Linked DNA regions of Mus musculus: region 2 is linked to region 1. Evidence: chromatin loops called from intact Hi-C (ENCODE). Cell type or tissue: left cerebral cortex. All regions are shown on one strand. Each heading gives the region's core, and the rest is flanking DNA. Links, peaks and the distances in the headings are about the cores only. Region 1 holds the start of Pcsk5 (proprotein convertase subtilisin/kexin type 5). Region 2 overlaps Pcsk5 (proprotein convertase subtilisin/kexin type 5).

What was found. A loop is a pair of places that touch in the nucleus more often than their neighbours do. Peaks named below come from ENCODE experiments on the same cell type or tissue, not always from the same donor. Only the 100,000 strongest peaks of a DNase experiment are listed, where the experiment ranks them.
Region 2: it touches region 1 in a loop (2.2-fold over the local background); 2 of 42 quality-filtered maps call a loop at or near these places.

Annotation. Positions count from the first base shown.
Region 1 is chr19:17,830,382-17,841,446 of GRCm38, forward strand. Pcsk5 (proprotein convertase subtilisin/kexin type 5) reads right to left here and starts at 7,251. Exons shown (of 38, transcript NM_001190483.2): 1 at 6,574-7,251. The coding sequence starts at 6,771. In left cerebral cortex, for the core only: CTCF peaks have their summits at 5,410 (motif pointing left) and 6,908; DNase peaks (open chromatin) are centred at 4,829, 5,482, 6,187, 6,460 and 2 more places; H3K4me3 peaks cover 3,418 bases; H3K27ac peaks cover 1,534 bases.
Region 2 is chr19:17,764,017-17,775,081 of GRCm38, forward strand. The region is part of intron 2 of Pcsk5 (proprotein convertase subtilisin/kexin type 5); the gene reads right to left. Among named protein-coding and RNA genes, the nearest start is that of Pcsk5, 68 kb to the right of the region's middle. In left cerebral cortex, for the core only: a CTCF peak has its summit at 5,767; DNase peaks (open chromatin) are centred at 5,342 and 5,742.

The DNA.
Region 1 (11,065 bases), core at 2,005-10,004:
TCAGTCTTTAAAACAAAACAAAACTTGGCTGAAGAGGTTCAGAATTCACAATTCTTCACATGAAGAAGGCACATAAATACCTATAAATTGACTGGGAGGCACACATGCCAACGTGCCTTACATAAGCCTCTACCTGGATTGTAAACACTACTAGATTAAACTCATTAATGTTTCTGTAATAAAACAAAAAGTGTTGTAATAAATGGAAGCTAATTTAGCTCAGGATAGGTTCTTCTATTTAAAAAAAAGTATAAACAACTTAAAATTCTGTAAAACAAACAAACAAACAAACAAACAGTCACCTGCTGCTTCCAGAACTATAGAGAGGCAGGTAGAAGGGTTTCAACTATTTGCCATGGTGTATTTAAGTGACATGGGTTGTGTCCTAGACACCTGTACAATATTCATTCATTTTCCTATGAGCAGAACCTGTTACTCTCTAGGGTCCTTATAGAACATAATGCTTCTAGTGCATTATTTTAGACAAATATTCATCTTCCCTATCAGTACTTTTGATTTTAGCAATCCCCCTAAATCGGCTGAGCAGTGGTGCCCTATTTTATAAATAAGGAACAGAGGGTCTGTTTAGTTAGCAAAAGAAAACACATACACACACACACTCACATACACATGCACACACATACATATACACACAGAGACATACATACACATATGCACACAGACACACTCACACTCCCATACACATATACACACACAAATATGCACACACTCATACACACGCACACATACACACACATATCTATACACACACACTCCTACTCTTGTTTCTTCGTGTTCTCACTTCTCTCTCAGGACTCACTCAAATCAATGCGCTTATTGATATTAATTGCTCTCCTTGGTACTCTCAGATGTAGAGATGCACATTATGGAAACTAATGAGAACACTAGACAAGTAATTTCACTCTTAAGTGTGTGCAATGTTTATTTTTATAAAAGCAAAAATAGACAAATACATAAACATCATTGCATGCGTGCATCTTCTAGCATGCATGGATGTCTGTAGGCATTCGTTTTTATCGCACAGGCAGCCCAGCCTGAATGAGCAGAGTGATGTGGTTGCAAGGCAAAAAGACACCTGGAGATGGTTCTGCCTTGGGGAGAGTCCAAGCTCTGCTGCACAGAACCTGAACCAACAACACAAATACCCCTCCCATCCCAAGGGGTGTTTCTGGGTCAGGACTCCCTTTCTCTGGACAGTTTCCCAGCATACTATGCTGCTTTTCTGGCTGACCTTTCAAGTTAAAACCTCTGGATACAAGCCCATGAAAGACTGTGATAAGGGAAATTCAATGGCTTTGGGGCTCACAAGAGGAAAAAAAAAAGGAAAGAGAGAAAAGATTTTCAAAAATTTGAACAGAACCCCAAAGGACTCATATAAGCCATTCTTTGTCTATGAGGCTATTCCAGAACACACACACACACACACACACACACACACACACACACACACTCCATCATCATTAGGCCATGGTCTTTGATGGCTTTGTCCAGTAAAGATTTTCCTGCTCTGATTCAGTCTCACCTTAAGAATCAGGCATGTGAAAGCAGCTAACCAAGGCAGCACTAAGGTTGGGTGTGAAGAGCTACCCTGTGCAAGACCAGACGTATATCACCTCGGGACCAAAGTGGGAGTAACCATCCATTTATTCTCCTGTTTACAAAACACTTACAGGTTTACTAGAGAAACACAGTCCACTCGAGTACAGCTGATCAGGGTAGCCACATCCCCTATTTTTATGCTATCCATGAACACCCAGAAGTCCCTCTTCAACATTCATCAGTACTTAAGAATCCAATTATTCACAGGTCAAAATTAATCAGGAAATCAGGCAGCTCCATGACATCTTTGAGCAAGGTTCTTCCTGCTCAAGGTAATTCCCTGCTTATCTGAGAAGTCATCTGACTTTATCTGTATAAATAACATTTGTTTTTTAACATTTTAATTCAAGTAGGATTTAACATAATGTGCTAAGATAAAACACTTTATTATATAATTACTCTTCAGATATTTTCAGTTTCAGAAGGTATGTCATGTAGTCCAGGCTGTGCTCAGGACGACCTTGAAATATATATATATATATATCAATCACCCTGAACTTCCAATCCATGCACCACTATGCCCAATTTATGTGGTGCTAGGGACTGACCTCTGCTCTCTGTACAGTATTACCAGCTAAGCTACATCCCTAGCCCTTCTTCTTTACATACTGTCCCTTCCTTCCATCTCAAGCAAGCTTAGCCTATATTTAAGGCTACAACAAAGATAAATAAGAGAAGGTGGTACCCAACATCCAGGGAAATCAGCTCTCATGTTTTAAGTTTAATCTAAAACTGTTTTTAAACTGTCTTAACTGGTTAGCTGAAAGACAAAATCATTCTCCCTGTGTATAAAACCCACCTAACTTAGCCATAAAAAAAAAATCACTTTTCTGACATCTACATTTTGTATCTTCCATCTTAAAAATGTCCTTCTTTTGTATCTAATTAACATTTAGCTCTTGCTTATTTCAACATTCCTCCTCTGGTTCGAATCCAACAAACCTTTAACTGCAGGCGTATGTGCTGAGCTGAGCTAAGCAGTGCATAGTTAACTCACTCGATTATCTCAAGATTTATCACTTTACACATGAAGGCACAGGGGCGCCATTGAGTTCAATGACTCTCTACAGCCTTGTTCGTGGCTTCTGCAGTCTGCACACCCATATGTTCTCTGGGGCAGCCTCCTGTAAAGCAAATGCCCAGGATGGCTTCCATTTGGCTTTATCCTTGTGGAGACTTGCTCAAGACGTGCCATGGTTGCTGGTAAGTAAGGCTTCTATTGGTCATCTCACTCTTGGAATCAATGATGGTAAGGTAGTTCACAGAAGGATACATACAACACATACCCATTGCAAACCAACTCTTCACAAGAGACTTTCTCCCTGGATTCAAAAAACCAGAGATTAATTCCTCTCTGTATGGATTTATTCTACCTACAATTGATAATACGTATCTGATCTTACTCCTTTATATGTCGGTTCCCTGACCAGTACACTGTTAGCCCAAAGACTCAGAGAATAAAGGCTTCTTCTTTCTCAACCAAGCAGGCCAACAGCCATGCATATCTCCCACCTTTAGGCATTCCAATAGGGCAGCATTTCTCAACCTTCCTAATGCTGTGGCCCTTTAATATAGTTCCTCATATTGTGATGATGACTAACCATAAAATTATTTTCATTGTTCCTTCTTAAATAAAATTCTGCTACTGTTATGAATCATAATGTAAATGTCTGACACTTCTAATGGTCGTAAGCAACCCCTGTGAAAGGATGACTGGACTCTCCCAAAAGGGTTTGTGATCCACAAATTGAGAACCACTGTCATAGCAGCTGGCATTTCTAGATACTCCGGGGGTTTCTAGTAGGAGCTCAGCTTGTCGAATGCAGGCATCATAGAGCTGACATAGAAAACAAAACTTGATGTACTCTGTCTGACAAACTAGCAACCACTAACAATGGTTAGGGCTAGGCATCACGTCAGAATTTTATAGCATAGATCATTCACAAAATGGAAGCATGTTATGAAAACCAGGGAAGGATAATGCTGTCTCCATAACCACAAGCAAGAGAGTCCTCATCGCTGATTCCTCCCAGAAACCCTTTGTGTTTGTCTGTTTGCTTGCTTCTCCTGTTACTCGGAACATCCTGCCTTCCCTGAACAGGAAAGAGAACCTCCTAGGCTTTTCTGCAGAAATCTCCAGGCCAGAAATCTTAACTTTAATTGCTAACATACTACATAAAGCACTGCATTGATATTCTAAGTAGACAGTCAACATTGTAGCTTCAGTGTGGTGAAAATGTACTACCTTACTCACTAGACTATCATAGTGAAGACAGATAGACAGACAGACAGACAGACAGACACACACACACACACACACACACGTGTGTGTGTGTGTGTGTGTGTGTGTGTGTTCTAACTTGTGACACATGTGATAACACCCCCAATCCTCAGCACAACTGGGTAAAAATGTGAAAACATTCCAGAGACATTTGCAAATTATTTACTGCCCTAAGCCGAACCACATCTGGTTTATTGCTGGCTAGAAAGAATAACAAAAGGATGTGGAAAGTGTTAAAAGGTCAGTGCAGTAAAGGATGAAGAAGATAAGAAATACCTTCTGCCCTTACAGTGCCAGGATCTTACACACAAGAACTCAATTTACCACGCCTAAGTCTCAACCAAAGCTCATACCCCTTTGATCCACAGGGAAATGTTTTACACTGTACAATAGCAGATCTTTTTACATTAGTGATTGCATCAATTCAGCGGTCCTCTGTAACTACTGGGATGGCTGTATTTCCACATCAGGGTTGTAAAAAACTACATCAAATAGTTTTTTCATGTTACGTATATATAAACTTTCTTAGTATTCTTCTTAACATGAAAAGCTGTAGACCCTCACTATAAAGGCACTTGTAAAAAGTCTGTAGAGGCTATAGGATACTAACATGTTTACATGTTTAAAATGGATGAGAGAGGAGTTCTCTCTCCCCTCTAACTAGAGGCTGTGGGATTCTGAACTCTAAGCTCTATTCTGAGTCCAGGAGGACAGGAGTCTCTCTACCCTTCAAGTTAGAAGCATCCTAGTATTTCCAAGTCCAGGTCCTTTTAAACTAAATATTAGTGAGCCATGACTGGATATTTGCTTCCAGTGTACTGAGCTACCCAATCATTATTCAGGAGTATGGGAATTTTACTTGTTCCTTCTGCACATTGGGTGGAAGTATTCTCTAATTGGCAAGATGCACAGAAGAGCCAGCCTGAATCACAATCTTAGGTCCCTACTGTGGCTTTGTATGTGGGGATCAGCCTCCTGTCCCAAGCTCCTAATCTCTTGTTTGTCAATGTTGTTTCTGAAATTAAGAAATCAGTGTGATTTTGAGAACTTAGCCTCCCTAATACAACTGGCATAGAAGATGCTTAATGTTGGCTGAATTGAAAATGTCTCGTGAAAGATCAGAGATATGTTCTTTTCCCCTTACCACCACTGAGGGACATTCAGGGCTCAACTGTGAAAAGACCAGAATGGACTCAGGGTATCTTTCACAGAAGAGGTCAATAGAACTCCAAGAGGCAGTTCTCCTGCAGGTGATGGGCACTCTGGCAACAAAATCTGAATTCTTTAGGGGACCAAGGGAAAGAAAGGGTGGGGAATAGAACATAAGCTATGCCTTGCCCTGGTCTCAGTCCTCCACGGAACTGGCTTCTCTGGAATACATCCTCCCTACAGGAGGCAGGGTAAAGAGCAAGACCTTGCCAGCCCTCTTGTCCTCTGAACTCTCACAGCTGCTCCCCAGCTTGTTTCTAGAAGCAGGCACAGCAGCTCTGCTCCTGACCACTTCCCCCCAGTGGACAGAGCGAGGGCTGTCCAACCATCCCGCCATCGTAGGTGTGGAGTTCTAAGGAAACGGTTCTCAGAAACCATCTGTGCCCTCGTGCTTCAGCAGTATTAGTGGGCACCTTCCTGTCCCGCAGCCTTGAAGCACCGTGTGAACGCCCCCAAACGCCCCTAGGGCCCTCCCACCTTGGCTTTACTTTCAATTCTAGTCGCGTCAGAGCCGCGGCAGGGCTCCCTCCCTGGATCAGTTCCAAAGAAGTTGTGAGGTCCTTAGGAGGGGCATTTAACGGAGCCCTCTCCAGTCCAGTTTTTGGTAGGGACATGGGGAAGAGGACATTGAAATCCAGGCCATTTAAGCCAGAATACAAATCGGTGGCGCTGCCAAGGGTCCCATAAAATGTATTGGCATTTCCCTCAGCATGGCAAATCGAACGAAAACCCACCAAAGGCACCTCAGCAAAGCATTCCTGCCACACGCCACAACCGGGTACCCCAGGTTCCACGCCAGTAGAAGATTCCCAAGTTCCCGGAGCAGAACATTTCAGCCGCTTTCAATGTCTCCCAGGTTCCTCCCCACCCAGCTCCGGGGGCCCACATTTGGATCCTGGCCAAGAGAGGCAGCAGCCAGGACCCCCCTAAATCCGTGCTTCCCTCCCAGTGTCCCGCCCCCTTCCTCTCTCCCCACCACCTCCCTTCCAGACGCCGCACTCAAAGCCCTCCAGAGCACAGCAATTCTGTGGCCCAGGAGGTTAATCCAGGCTTTTCTCTCCCAGTTAGAACCAGGGGCGTTCTCACTCCTTGGCCTCCAAAAGTCTCAACCTTCCCTGCCACAGCCACTCGCAGGGCTATTTCCTCAAGCTAAATAGCGCTTCTGGACTTCCCAGGTCCAAAGGTCCAGGCGAGTCTCAACCTGTCCAAGGGCACTCCATATTTTCCACAGACCCTACCTGTCCCTCATTGCTTGTAAAAACAAATTAAACAGAGATCCCAGCAACTTCGGGGCATGTGTGTGACTGTGCAACGAGCGCGTTGGAGAGAGCATCGCCCTAGAGTTCGGGCCACAGCTGCAGAAGCACATCTGGAAAAGGGGGAGGGGTCGAAGCGGAGGGGACAAGAAGCCCCCAAACGACTAGCTTCTGGGTGCAGAGCCTGTGTCACCGGGGGTTGGTTACCTGTCCTACGTTGATGAATCCGTACTTGCTGGCTATGCGATCTGCCTCCGCGAAGCCGCCGGCGATCTTCACTGCCCAGTGGTTGGTGTAGACGCGCGTCCGGCATACCGGGAGCAGACAGCCGGCGAGCAGTGCCAGCACGCACAGCAGGTCCCGCCGTCCCGGGCGGCTGCAGCGGTTCCCCCAGTCCCAGTCCATGGTCCCGACGCTTCGCCGCCTTCGCCCGCCCGCTGGCTCGCGCGCTAAGCAGCGCGCACAACTAACTTCTCCGGCCTGGGCCGGCGGGGCGCGCAGCCGGGAGCGGTCGGTAGGAGGCTGAGAGCCCGGGAGCAGAGCAGAACAGCTAGCCCCTCTCAGGCTCTTAGACCATGCCTGGGGCAGAGGGGACGGGGTGACGGGCTCTGGGCCGGCGGGGCGTTGAGCGATCGCTCCCCGGCTTGCACGGGAGGCGGCGGAGTGGGACTGGAGCCTCCGCCGCGGGCTCTCCCGGCTTTGCTCTTGGACTCTTCGTTTGCCTCTTGCTCCTCTCCGGCCCTGGAGCTCCGTGGAAACGACCGGCCGGAGCGCAAGCAGCGGCCGGGCGCCCCCTCTGCTGAACCCGGCTCCAAGCGCTCGCTCGCTCGCTCGCCCTCTCGCTGCGCTCCCTCCGGCTCCGAGCAGCGCGCCGGGACTGTGAGTGGCGACGGCAGCGGCGCCCGCTCCGCATAAATGACTCCCCCGCCCCCCGGAGCACCCCTCCTTTCCCACATCTCCCTCCTCCTCTACTCCTCCGCCCTCACGAGCGGGGCCTCAGCCAGGAGCCACCCAGGTCCTAGCGCCTCCCTGTTCTCCCTGCTGTAAACTCCAGGGTCGGGCCAGTGAAGTCCTCTCCCCAAAGGGCTGAGAGGAGAGTGCCTCCGGAGTCTTGATTTCTATCCTTTTTATTCCGCCGGGCTGCATTTGAATTAATTTCCCGTTACTCTGGAAAGTCTAAGATTTACAGGATAATGAGAGGGAAGTATGGGCAAAGATTCATTCATCCCGGCGCTAAACGCCCAGGACTGAGCATTTTAAGGTCACTCCTGTCTCAATTTCAAAACAAATATCGAGATTTTCACTTCACTAATTCTTTATGCTTTTCAGTAACTGTTTATTTTGCGCATTCTGCTCCCCGGAGAAGCTGTCACACAGGACAGTTAAGTATCATTCACTCTTACAAAAGCCAAAGCCAAAAGTCTGTCGCCTGTTGACTTGGGAGATCAGCCATTCTGATACTCAGCAGCAACATCACAGGAGGGTGAAATCCCTGCTTAGAGCATGGAAAGATATTTCTATGAATATCTACAGTACTAGAGAACGGATAAGTGTGGGTTCCAAGGGAGCGGCCATTCGGTCATTCGTTTCTGTGTCCTTATCTCCAAGGGCTTCATTTACCTCAGCAAGGAGAGTTTTCCAACTTTCCAAGTATGTCACCAGAGCAGAGGGGGAGAGTAATATAAAAAGGACCACAGAGGAAGTCAGATGAAATGCCACCAAGTCTGCGTTAAAGTACCATGACTTCAGACACAACAGGGAATGGTGTCTGGCCTTCTTCAGACTTCTCTAACCACCTTGTCTTTTGCAGGTGAGGGGCCAAAGAGTAGTTTCTTGTAAAAAGAAAAATTGGTCTTTATGAAATGGTTTGCCTAACCTTAAAAGAAGCAGCTGTCCGAAGCCCTCACATCCTATCCCTCTCCTCTTCCAATCCCTTGTCATTCTTCCTAAAGACTAGTTGACTGTGTCTGAGATTAACCCATCTCAGGATGATTTAACTGTCTGAAGGATATCTGCAAGCTTAAATCTACTAGCACCTTGGAGCATAAATTTTATAGATTTTGCATATTGTATAAATAGATTATATTTTTTTTCTTTCAAACAAATTCAAATAACAATGCCCATACATTACAGATCAAGAGGTAGATGAGAAAAGCAGATACATGCTGCAGAAAGGCATGCATTCTATTGATTTATTTATTTGGCTAGTTTAACACATCTGTTTCAAGGGCCTGGTCTATGATTCCTATCAGATTGTGCTGGACATAGTCGGGGGTGGGGCACAAAATATTGGTGGAATTTAGGCTCAGAATTCTCTAAAGAAAATGCTCATTGTTACTTGGCATTATTTTTGTAAAGAGAGAAACCTAGGCATTTTGCTTGGCTCTAGAGTCCGTATAGTCTGGCTACTGGCCAGTCCCTTTGGACAGACCTCTTACCACCCCTCTCAACCATAGATTCCAGAGTAAGGGGGCAGGGAGGGAGGGAGGGAGGAAGGGGAGAGAGAGGAGGGAGAGGGAGAGGGACAGGGACAGGGACAGGGACAGGGAGATTTGCTAATTGCCAGGGTGACCATCTGCATCCATGCTATTAAAAGTTGCTGAATTCCAGATAGAACAATCAGAGTTAACTGATGATCTAAATCTCAGCACATATGTAAGAGACAGAATTGCATGGATTTGTTCTCGGTTGGGCAAGAGAGCATATCTGAACTTGATCAACAGCAAGAGGATGGTCCCAGTACAAAGTACTTTGAGAGTCAAGCTTGAGACATGGCCTGTAGATTTCTCTCTAGGATTCTGGAAATCTATCAACAGCACACACACACACACACACACACACACACACACACACACACACATGCACTTTGAAAGCCATGTTGCCTCTGGGTTTGAATTGTGGATTAAGTAAAGAGAAATGCCTGAGTCTCCTGGAAGCTAAAACCTTTTCCCCCAGGATAACAAATTGCTCATTACTAATTTTTCTATGATGTATTTATCTTTCTTTTCCACTAACATTCTTGCTTTCTGCAAGTGTCTTCTGTTTGACATACCCAATTATAATGAAGGTATGAGTTGGGGAGAATCACTCAGCCAATTCTCACATCAAGGTTTAGTGTCTTAAAGGGAGGGGTCTTCCCTTTTGATATAAGTGTATTTAAAAGAGAAAACCCAGCTGGTGAGACAGCATTTACCACTAAGCCTGATTAAAAAAAAAATAGAAAGAAGATATCTCTATCTGTCGATAAAGAAACTTCCTCCTGAGTTAAGAGTCTTCATTAGCTCCTTAGCTTCCTTGAATGGAGTCTCCTTTGGCCAAGAATGCAACTTTCAGATAAGGACTCAGGGCTACAGCAAAGGGATGCATGGCTCTGGCACTTTAGGTATGCTAGTTATGACAGTCAGTCTTATCATAAATACTCAGAAGCCAAAGGGCAGTGGGGGAGGGGTAGCTGATGGCATGGTGGTGCCAAAGCCATTGCTGACATTAGACAAGATGTCCAAATTAAAGCTTTGGATAAAAAAAAGAAGTAACATCTCAAGGTTTGACATCTATGTTCCCTCTATCACTGCCATACAGCATGAAATGAGACAGTTTTACGTGTTTACCCTGTTTTATACCTAGTAAGTTACGACTTGACAATGAGGCTTCACTGGTGTTTGGCCTCTTTGCCAAGGTCCCTTACAGCTCTAAAAGAATCCTTAAGTGAAATCTAAACAGCAGAGAAGAAGTCCACTAAAATGCACAAGAACCCCATGAGGGCGTATCTTGACCTCGAAAACTGAAATTATTCTAGGAAGAGTTTGCTTCATTTCTACCTCAATGAAAATTAACCTTTAAAATTACTTCTAGGTTTAAATTTGGTAATTCAATGATAAATTCATAATAGGTACTTTGGAGCCAACCAAGGGGAAAAATGTGGCTAGATTTTTTACAGCTCAGCGGCAGAGTCACTGAGTCACGTGATCCCAAACAGCTTTCCGATATGTGAAATTCAGGAATAGCAATAAAAATTCATCAGATTTAATAATGGTAATAGTAATAAGTTATGCAAATAAGCCACATTTATTAGGCATTTGTTATATGCTAGGCGCAGAGCCAAATATATTTCAAGTCCTAGTGTCATTCATTAGAACATCAAAGTTGAAGGAGAAATTAGATAGCACATTGTCCAATTTTACTTAATAGATAAAATCATGGAGTTCAACAGAAAGCCATTTTTGATGATAGTAATCTAATTGGAGAAGAATAAGTTAGGTGGATGAATAACACAAATAAAACAGGAAAAAGACTGCTCAGGCCAAAGATGGTAGTGTTCTGTGAACCAAGAATTAACATGAACCTAATTTACACAGGCTGGTGAAACAAATTCTATCAGGTAAACAGAAATCTGACTGCCCCTTTCTGATGTCTCGATGCTGAACTAACACCACTTAGAGATAGGATCCATGATGCATAGTATCCCCAAGACAAAGGTTCACTCAAAGCTTGATGTCACATTTACCGCAGAAAAGTATGTTCTGTGACCTTAAGGGGGATACATCCTATAGCCTTAGGCAGCCTGAGTATGTCTTTAAGTTGATTTAGATGGGCATTGCTGACCACCTTCTCTGTATTAAAGCCTGCAATGACAATCTGGTCCTCAGAAAGCTTTCAGTAGTGATACAGTTTTATGGTACTATCTATAGATCCCCCCCCC
Region 2 (11,065 bases), core at 939-8,938, 67 kb before region 1:
CAGGGAAAATAACCCCATGCCATTAAGAAAATTGATGTTTGAGTTCATGAATTTTGGTCACAGAGCTAAGGCTTGAATAACTATGTGGTCACTATTACTTTTTCCACGTATTCTGACTTCCAATGATAAATCAATAGATATACACCTTTTCACAAATACAGTGATTTGATTATTTGTGTGTGTGTGTGTGTGTTTTCAAAATGAAATCTTTCAACCCAGTACATTATTAGCATTATCCAACTCTTCCCAAGAGAACCTTCCTGTTCTGTTGAAAGACTGAGGCACAGCAGTTAAGTGGCTTGAACAGGTCACACATTGGAGTAGAACCCAATAAAGCAAATCCATGCCCAAATTATTGACCATAGAGCAGTGCCTCCCCTCCCCCAGAAATACTATCCACAGCTGATAAGGGATACATGGCTTTCCTCCTCTTTGAGACATCCCAACATTTCAGTGGCCACAGATGGACTAGTTGGTTTTGTCGAGGACTCTACTAGAGGCTTTGGCAGCAATAAACAAGGAAAAAAGGAAAGAAAAGTAAGCAGAGAATGGCATCCACTTGAGCTTGTATATTGCAGGCAAGGAGTTTGAGGGGTCCTAAGTCACTCAGCTATGAGCACTTTCAAATGGGTTAAGAGACTTATTTAGTGTGCAAATGACACAAGAGTTACCTGTTGAATGGAAAGTAAAAATCTGACACATGCAAAGAGATTCCTAGGCATAGACTTGGCATTGCTGACAGAAATCCATTCTCCCTCAAGGGCATTTTTTAACTTGTAATTTAAGAGCACATAAAGTTCAAGGCCTGAAGATTTTCCAAATTAAAAATAAAACAAAACAAAACCCCTTAGAACTAGAATCCTTAGTTACCCAGCTGCTCTGAGCTAGGCAGAATCAACAAGATGAGACAGATAGACAGGGCAGACACAGATTATACGAATTAGGTTCTAGGGTACCTGGGCTGAGAAATCGTGTTCAACCTCTGAAAAGCAGGATGACCTCATCAAGGTCACTTAACCTCTGTGCAAAAAATGAGCAAGACAACTGACTGTGAAGACAAATCCAGTTGATTCCCAGCAAACCCTGAGGACACCTCCTGGCATAGCAATCTGCCCCAGGAAAGCATGGTGAGGTACTGTGTGCCAAGCTATGCTGACCATGGAGTGCACGTCTTTAATTAAGCCAAGAGACACAGACTTGAGTTGGCTGCTCAGCTGGCCAGGGTATGACAATGAAGCTGGCCTTAGAGACAAAGTCAGAAATTAAGAGACCTGTGTCTACCCAGCCTCGTTCTGTCTGATTGCAGTCTTCATAGGTCTAAGCTGGGGGTGGAGCCAGATGAGTGAGAAGATTTGAGCAAAGCCAATCATCACTCTGGACCATCTCTCTCCACTTGCAAATGAGGCCACCTCCTGCAGGAGGTGCTCTGCTTCAAAGACAGTCCCAAAGCCCTGTTAGAAGGGTTCCATTAGATCCTTGACACTTTTTGACCCACATGGGCTACTCCTAAGGCAAGATACAGTACCATCTAAGAACTGGCATTTAGATTATTATTATGAAGTAGCTAGATATCAGCCCACACCTTTAATCCAAGCAGTCAGGATGAAGACACATGTAGCTCTCGGCCTGGAGAACATAGAAAGTTCTAGGCCAGTGTGGCTACACAACGTGACCCTGTCTTGAAGAAAAACAAAAACAAAACTGAGAACAGCAAAGAAGAGATGAATACAGTAGTTACCAAGCAAGTATAAAGACTGGAGTTTGGATCCTCAGAACTGATATGAAGTTGGCTACAAAATCAGACATGTGTAATCCCAGTGCTTCTAAAAAGAGATGGTTGCAGAGAGAGGCACAAGAACTGCAAGAAGCTTGCCAGCCAGATAGCCTAGCATATGTAGCAGGGAACCACAGACCCTCCCTCAGACAAGGTGGAAAGTGAGGGCCTATACCCAAGACTGACTCTAACTTGCACACAAGTGTCACAACATGACACTTCTGAACTTACACACGTATATACATACATACTATGTGTATATACATGACAAAATATCCATGTTAATTTTCACATTTGTTTTGTGAAAACAAGCCACCTACTTTTTCTCCTTTTTGAAGAGGAATCAGCAGTTGCCCTAGAATGAGCATTGGTGCTAATTTTGAACTCAGGTGTGGGAAGGCCATGGTGACACTCCACTGGAGTACATTTCCAGGGAGTCTGCAGAGAGAATCCGAAGAACACAAACTTCTTGGAGATTACCAAGGCCACATCATGTACCTATGATGTCTATGCTAATGTAAATAATTAAATAATAACACTGCATAATTATTCCACAACATTTATCTAATGGTGCTGACCACCTACTTGGAGAACTGATAAATCTGGGAGGTAAACCAGATGAGAGTCCTTTTCAGCATTTCCAAAGCCAAAACCTTAACTTGGATTCATTTGTTCATAACCTGCTTCTTAACACCTTTAAGAAGCTCTGAGCTGTATTTCCTTATAGCTTGATTCTCCCTTATTTAATGTTCCTAATCCTAGCATGTTTTCTGTCAGTGAGGCGCTTTCTGTTCACTCCATGCTTATTTCTACTGCAGCCATCACTAAAAGCACTTTGATCATTTACCTGTCCAGCTTCTTCATGAATCATACACCCTAAGAAGAAAGGGAGTATGTTATTACTTTTGTGTCTCTGGCCTTTGATGGACAACCTAGATGATAACACAGGCACACCGTATTTGCTGAATTGATCAATTTACCAGTTTACACAGGAAGAATATTGAATATAGTAAGGCTTACATTCAAGCCCTTACATCAGCTGTCCAGACTCTAAGACCAATTGTTTTTCAGACCTTTTATGATATAGTTGTTCCTTACAAATTCTTCAGATCAACCTAATTCAACACCCATTCATAAATGTCCTGTTTGATGCTAGGCACTACTCTGGCAATGGTGTTGTACTGAAATACCTCTGGCTTCCTAGAGTTAGGAAGAAAATTTGGCCAGACAATGGGTCCAGAAGATGTACCTCTGTCTATTTAGCCTTTAACTAAAATGGTGATTTTTGCCTTGGAGATATTCGTAGTCTTGTAATATACCTTAGCAACCTTACTACAAGGTTTACTCATAAGCATGTACAGCTAATTTTGCATGTCAAGTTGACTAAGCTGAGACTATCTAGATTATTACCTCTGGTTGTACCATGAGACCAGTTCTGCACACTAGTGTTTGAGTCTATAGATTCAATCAAAAGAATGCCTGGCCATGCCTGAGTGAATGGGTACCACTTAATCTATCAATGACCTTAAAAGACAAAAGATCAGAGAAGAAAGGCCATTCCTTCTGTCTTCAGAGCTGGGGCATAGATGCTAAGGTTTCTTTCAGCTCTTGGGCAGGGGTTTATCCTAGTGACTCCCTGGCTTCTCAGACATTTGGAGTGGTAGTAAATCACCAGCTGTCCTGAGTCTATACCTAGTAAAGTGCAGGTTATGAGGCTTTTTGGCTTCCACAATCAAGGTGCCAGGTTCTCCTCCATAGTCTCATTCCTTAAACACATTTGAGGTACCTGTTTTCTCTGAAGACCCTTGGCTAACACAGCACTCTACAATGATCTGTGAAGGACCTCAGCTGGTAGCCTTTTGCTTTCTATAGCAGACTCTGCTTTTTAGGTGGGAATCTTAGTGATCCTCCAGGGCCCACCTTTTGTCTTCAAGTGAAGAACTTGAATCAAGGTGAACAATTGTACGTGCATGATAGAAAACCCCTACGCCTTTCAAGATAGCTCTTTGACCCATATTCTACTACCATTTCTGTCTAACACTTGAGCCTGGGATTTAGCCAAAAGGGATTAACAATCCTATGTGTAAAGGCAAGAAAAAAATTAAAATATGAAAAATAAACCCTGTCTTCCTAAAATGATTTTATTATGGGGCCCTTTGGAAATATACTGCATGTACACAGCAGATGCACAGTGAACGCATGATTAGTTTGTGAAGCTGAAATGAACCATACATTAACAATGGCATTCGTCAAGCTGAAATTCTCCTGATGTTAGTCATTCATTGGCATTTGTGTATTTATTCCATATGCATGCCATAAATATGCAAACATTCAGTAGCCATCAAGTATCATAGACAAATGCTACCAGGTACTGAGCATATCTTCTAGGCTATATGAAGGACACAGTTCCGGTGGGGCCTGCTACATACACTGGAAATCACTGCAATGTTGGCAGGTTTTTATTTCTGTGCTAACTCATTGCTTTTATATCAAGGTGTCTTTAATATATTTGAGTACACTGAGAGAATACTGAAAGAAAGTTGTAAGAACATTCCCCAAATCCTTGACTACATTCATCAAGAAATGTAAATATTCACTGCCTTGTGTGGGTGGGGGATCTCTGTAAAAGAAAAAAAAGTACTACAATAAAATGAATTATTTGAACCCCAACTTGCTTGATGAGCCTTGGTAATAGACTTTTACTCAGTTAAGGGCTGACCTACATAAATATGGGTTTTAGGGTAGATTTTTTTCTGTTATCTAAGACCGGCCCATCTTAAACCCATATATGCAACTAGGAATGCTGTCACAAGACAGTGAAACATTAAGCCAGCCAGTGTCATTGGATTTGTCCACAAAGAACCACAATGGGATACAAGTACTAAATTTTCATCACATTTAATCCTCTCAGTGGAAGAAAAGGTTGGATATTATTTCCATTTTCCAGATTAAAAAAAAAAAGGTAGATTCAGAAATGTTAACTGATATAACTATAAAGATATAAAACTATCTGATGTAAATCCACTTCTAATTAAGGCTGTAGTTCTCTCTCTCTCTCTCTCTCTGTCTCTCTGTCTCTCTGTCTCTCTGTCTCTCTGTCTCTCTCTCTCTGTCTCTCTCTCTCTCTCACACACACACACACACACATACACACACACACACACCTAAAAAACAAAACAACCCCCCCACAAAACCCCAAAAACCTTCTTTAATAAAAAACTAAAATTGGACTCAACAAATGTTCATATACTACCCCCAGCATCTGCCAGGTATGAAGTCTATAGTTCCTTATGTTGGTCTAGAACCAAAACAAACAAACAAACAAACAAACACAACAAACAAACAAGCAAAAACATAATGTCATGATGCTGCATGTGGTAGACACTGTCAACAAAATGATTCAGGGGATGAGACCTCTAGATCTTTCCTCCTTCCTAAACACAAAGGCTCCTCAGATTTTTCACTGTAAATTGCTAGAATTAGAAATTTGAGAATAATTTTAGAGGAAAGCTGTGATTTTCATGGGTTTGCCAAAGTCGGCTGTCTGAAAGAGCCAAGATTATGTTATTTTCCCGAATGGTATGCTAGTAGATATTCCCAATTGGCTGTGCTGAGTAAAGTCTCCCTAAACACTAACCTCTGAGCCTACTCTGATCATCTAACTTTAATTTTAAATAATAAAAAAGCAAAAGCAATAATGGATACAATGCCAGCAACAATTTAGCTTCAATTTATTGAGTACTTTAATCCCCATAAAGAGTCCTAGGACTTTGGTTAGCATCATGTAAATGACATCATTATGAAAGGAAACTGGACTCAAACAAACATTGGCTTTTTTGCCCACGTTCCCACAGCTAGTAATTGGCAAGGCTGAATTCAGACAAGACTTCACTTCAGAGCCTGTGTGATTAACCATCACACATGCCAGCTCTGATGAAGCAAGACAGGATGAAGTTCTAGACATGTGGGAAGCCCACTGAGACTCTGCTGCCACCTAGCATCTCCATTGATGCCACTTCAGCTTTTGCCAGCCAGTCAGGTGTAATGTCTTCAGCTCCCTGACACCTGCTGATGTCGCCACTGCCAACAGATGGACCAAATTATGTGATCTCACCCCAAATTCTGGTTTTTGGCTAGCCCTCAAGTCTCCACTGAGAGCTCAATGAGTAAATAAAATTATCTATCCCAATGCACCAGGACCATTTCTAGGTTCAGAGGCATGGTGGAACTGGGCACAGAAAAAAACACAAATCACAATTTAAAAGCTATGTTATATATTCTGCTGCACAACAGCTGTCAAAAGGAAAGTGCTTTGATTCTTCTGGAAGAACCACCCTGTCACATTCTAACCCTCAACATCCAGCTGGCTTTAGGGTGATGAATCTGGCAACAAGCTCTCACTCCATGTGGTCCCTGATTGCCTAGCTCTCTCGCCCAGATGGATCCACACTTTCAATTTACTATGCCTTGCCCCGGGCAGAGCACCTTATTCCTAGCCTTCTTTTGACTTTGAGGCCAAGGATCGCTACACACCTACCATTTAAGGTTGTATTAATCCTAAAGAGAATTTTTGACTGATAAACTTTTCATCATGCCTCCCAACCATGTGCGCCCATAGGTCCAGCTCAGCCATACCCAGTGAGTCTTCTTGAACATTCTAAACATAGTCCCCCACATCCAATTATTCAAGCAGTAATCCATATATTTGCTTGCTTGTACTTAGCAAAATGAAGATTATTTATGCCTATTTTTCATCCCTTCTTTGAATGCCTAGTTTACCCCTGGTGGGTTAGCAACCTTCCAGGCACAACATTAGGAAGTGCACGGTTAGGGACATTGTAGATAATTAATTCCTGAACCAGTGCTAGTCAGCAAAAAAGAGAATATAAGCCACATGTCATTTTAACTTTGCTAGTAATCACATTTATAGAAAATAATCAAGTGAGATGACTAGTAATATTCTTTAGTTAACTCAATACATCCAAAATATCATCACCTTAATATGTAAGCAATATAGAACTCATTAGTGAGACCTATTCTGGTACCAAGTTTTCAAACTTAGACATTCATTTTACACATAGCACCTCTCAATTTGGGTGCCAAATTTCCATTAGAAAACTTTCTTTGAATTTAGATTTCATGAGACATTGAAATAATACATTCACATGTCCAACTGTGTCAAATGTGCCTAAACATTTCCTAATAACAATCAAGTCAGGTTTAAAACATAGAGGCAATGAAAATAAGTAAAATTAAAACTCCAGTTTACCTCAGTTGTTCTAGCTATGTACCAAGTACACAATGGCTCCATGTGACCAATGACAGATGTCCTTGAGAATCCAACTTGAATGATTATGTGAGAAAATAAATTTAAACTATCAATATTTAATGAAGTAATTGTAAAGAATATGTTGGTAATGCTGACTGATTAAATGGCCTTAAATTTCTTGGATTTCTCTCTGGTGCTTTAATCACATTTTGCAGCAGTGGAATCTTGTGTTCTTCACATGGAGAGTGTACAGGTGAGGCTGTAAAATGGTGCCAAATGCAGTTGGGAGGCCTGAACTTCAGACTCAGCTCAATCATCAGGCCTCAATTCAGTCTAATAACAGCGATAGCTTCTACAAGAGTGGACACTTAGTTCTTCTGTTTGTTGTTGATGCACCATTTGAACCCTCCCCACTTTTAAATCCATGCAATTGTTTATTTATCTCCATTGCCCTCATAGGACAGGCATGAACTTGCTGGTGGACAGACCTTCACTTACCATAGATAAGGTCGACCAGATGTCCCACATTTGACTGGAAGGACTATGTCTCAAATTAAAGCTCATGTTCCCAGATCACCTGTTTAGGAATATTGTGATTTTTATAGTAGAACTGTAATCCTAGCAGGTAATCAGATGGACACTGTCTCGAGGGAATGAACAGAAAATAATGGGAGGCCCAGGATGGCTACTGCTCAAAACTGGCTTCCTTTTTCATGTATATAATTTTTAGAAATAATAAAACAGGACCAGTCTTGTGACAAATAAAAAGCATAAACTAGCCTGAATATCGAGATTTAATTTGCAATTTTTGGAGTTTCAAAGTTTCCTCTGGTCTTTTTTATTACTCATGCCCCTCTCCTCACAACCATGTTCCCTCTGTTTCCATGATTATTAAAATTAGTTTCCTTCTCTGATAATTTCCACCCCCACCCCATTTCCTTTCAAGGATTAACTGCCCATGGAGCTTTGGATATTTCACTCAGTCAGAAGCCTATACACTATTGGCTGCCCTGACCTCTGGTGTTTCAGACTAATCCTATTCCCCTGTCTTTCATTTCCTCTTCAATTCCCCAGCTTGTTAAAATGCCAAGGTTGTGCTGATTGACTCTCCTGACCTATGATTTAAGAAATGGAAGCAAAGAAAGCAGGATTTCTATTTTATTTTTATTTTATGGCTGAAAAAGAACCCTGGATCAACATTATTTTCTCAACCTCCCTTACTGCCCAAATCTGTGCCTTACATACAGACAGTGATAAACACATCTTAAAGTGCAGAAGTAAGATTATAGAAAGCGTGGACAAGACAAAATCTTTTATTCTGAACTATTGAGAATCTAGAGGTTATAATAATCCCCGTGAGGGCTTTAGACTGTTTAAATGAGTCAGTTCATGTAAAGGACTTAGAATTACCACACACTCACTGAATAGGTAAATAGCATGGTCCTTCTCCATTCCTTTCGCATCTTCAGTTCTCTGCTATATGAAGCAAATTATTGTGTCCAGCTCATGGACAGCTCCCAACAATCTTTTCAGTTGACCAGTCTGATATAAGGCCAGCTGAAGTTGAGTTCCATGAGAATTTCTAAGTGTCTTAGTTAGGTTTCTATTGCTATAATAAGCACCTTGACCAAAAGCAACTTGGAACGCAAAGGGTTTATTTCATCTTATAACGTATAACCAATCCATCATGAAGGGAAGGCAGAGCAGGAACCTGGAGGCAGGAATATGAAACAGAGGGCATGGAGGAATGAGAAATACTGCTTACTGACTTATTCCACATGGCTGGCTCAGTTTGCTTTCTTATACATCCCAGGATCATCTGACCAGGGATGGGACTGCTCGCAGTGGGCTAGGCCCTTCCACATAAATCATTAATCAAGAAAATGTCCTAAACACTTGCTGAAAAGAATGGAGGCATTTTCTCAATGTGAGATTCATCTTCCCAGATAACTACAGCTTGTGTTTACAAAAGTCCACAATACTAAGTTTCATCTCCAAATATCTGTATTCCCACAGTTGCAAAGCTCTGTATGTCCAGCTGCATTGGGATATGTATTACCAGACATGGGTACAAGCTAAGCAAGAAGTTAAGTGTATTAGAGCATGTTATTCCGGGGAGGATGCATCAAATTCTATGTGTAGCTCATGCAGCAGCTTCTTCTAATACAAACAAGATATTGTACATCATAATATGATGATGCCCTGAGCAAGCATGCTGAGGTGCAAGCTTATGCATGTGGACTAGGTAAGATTTTATTATACAATTCTGGAGATAGCTATGCCATTACTCCATATACACACAGCTCAACTGCATAATGACATATGGTGACACAGTGCCTTTTTGTCACATCTGAAGCATTTCCAGTCTCCTTCTAATGGTCTTGTGCCACCTCAACTGTCTTATTCATTAACTTCTGCTCAGGAACTGCTTAATAGTTTCCTCTCCTCTAAGGCACTCTGCATTCTACAATTATACTATACTCATACGCCTTCATCCTCAGTGTGCCTTCTGAGGATGTTATGGGATCAATCCTTTCATGGATAGCAATAGCATGCCCAAGACATCAGGGTCTATGTCTATCTTCCCTGTACTACCACCCCTCTGCTAAATCCCAAAGTAAATACTGAAGGTTGGTTGGCTGAATGAATGAATGAATATAGTTTTTGAGTATATAAGGTTTCTTTAGTAAAAGTTCACCTCTGAAACCTTCATAGTCCTCCTCCTCACTAATGACAGCCATTTGTTGTAGAAGAAAACTTTTGCTCATAGAGCTGAAAGCCTCTGCACAAGTGTTCACTGAGAGAGACAGAGGGACAGAGGGAGGGGGTGGGAGAAAAGCAGAGAGAGAGAGAGAGATTCTAATTCTAAGTAAAAGGCCTAGCATGTTCTAGGAAAAGCTCCTCAAATGCACTATCCTGCATGATCTTCAAAACAGTGCTACTGTGTAGAAGCCAAAAGCCCAGAGAGCCACGATGCCATGAGTCTTCACAAGCAGACACCCGTGTCCTGAATGCATTCTTTGGCCTTTAGTGCTCATTTCCTTCCTTTGAACCAGGCTGTCTCCAAGTTTTAGTGAATAGATACTCTCTGGTACTCAGAAAACAGAATTTCTTCCATCTGTTGCTTACAGTTGGGAGGGGCAGGCCAATTGCTGTTCAGTATACAGAGTAAAGTGTTCCAATAAACCCACTCTGCCCCTGAACTCTGTTCCAACTGGGTCAGGAGCTGCATGAGGTCAGGTCCCAAATGCTGCAAGGAGTAGGTCAAAGGCTGTGTTCATCCCAGGCCTCTTTTACAGGGTCAGCTTCCCACCAGTCACCAGTTTTAAGCTAAACCATTTTCCATATTTTGGATCATGAATCTCAATATTACTAAGGCATTAGTTTTTGCCTAATCTTTACACATTTATAAAATAGTTGTAATATCATCTAGCAGCTTGACAGCATCCCAGTTATATAGACTAGATGTTACTATTCCCAAGGAGAGATAGCACACAAAGCAAGGCAGGTCTTAAACGGGAGCACTGGGGCTTGAAGTCGCAGATCCTTATTTTGTTTTGTAAGGCAATGCTCTGATGGAAGGGGCAGACAGAATTGTCCATTCCTGAATGTATGGTGGACCACTAAATGGAAATGTCTCTCTTGAAACAGAAATGCCTAGAACAAGAGAGTTCTGCTCTCCACACTGAAAAGCAAGGCCCTCCAAACCTGTCTCCCTGTTCTCATCCGGCAGCCACACTAGTAAAACATCCTTATTTTCCACTCTTCCCTAACAACATTGTGATAGATTTCAAGGGAATGCTTTCACTTAGGAAATAGCTATTTATAAAAATTAAAATAAGAGAACAAGAGGTAAGAAAATTTGGAGCCATTGGGACAGATGCTAAAGAGCTAAGTCGGAGAACATCAGCTCCATCCATGGACACCATGTCAGCTCTCCTCAGAGAGGCAGGGGTATACATTTCAGCAGATAGCAACTCAAATCCTAAAATTCTGTTTCTGTTAGAAAATATGTTGTTGTT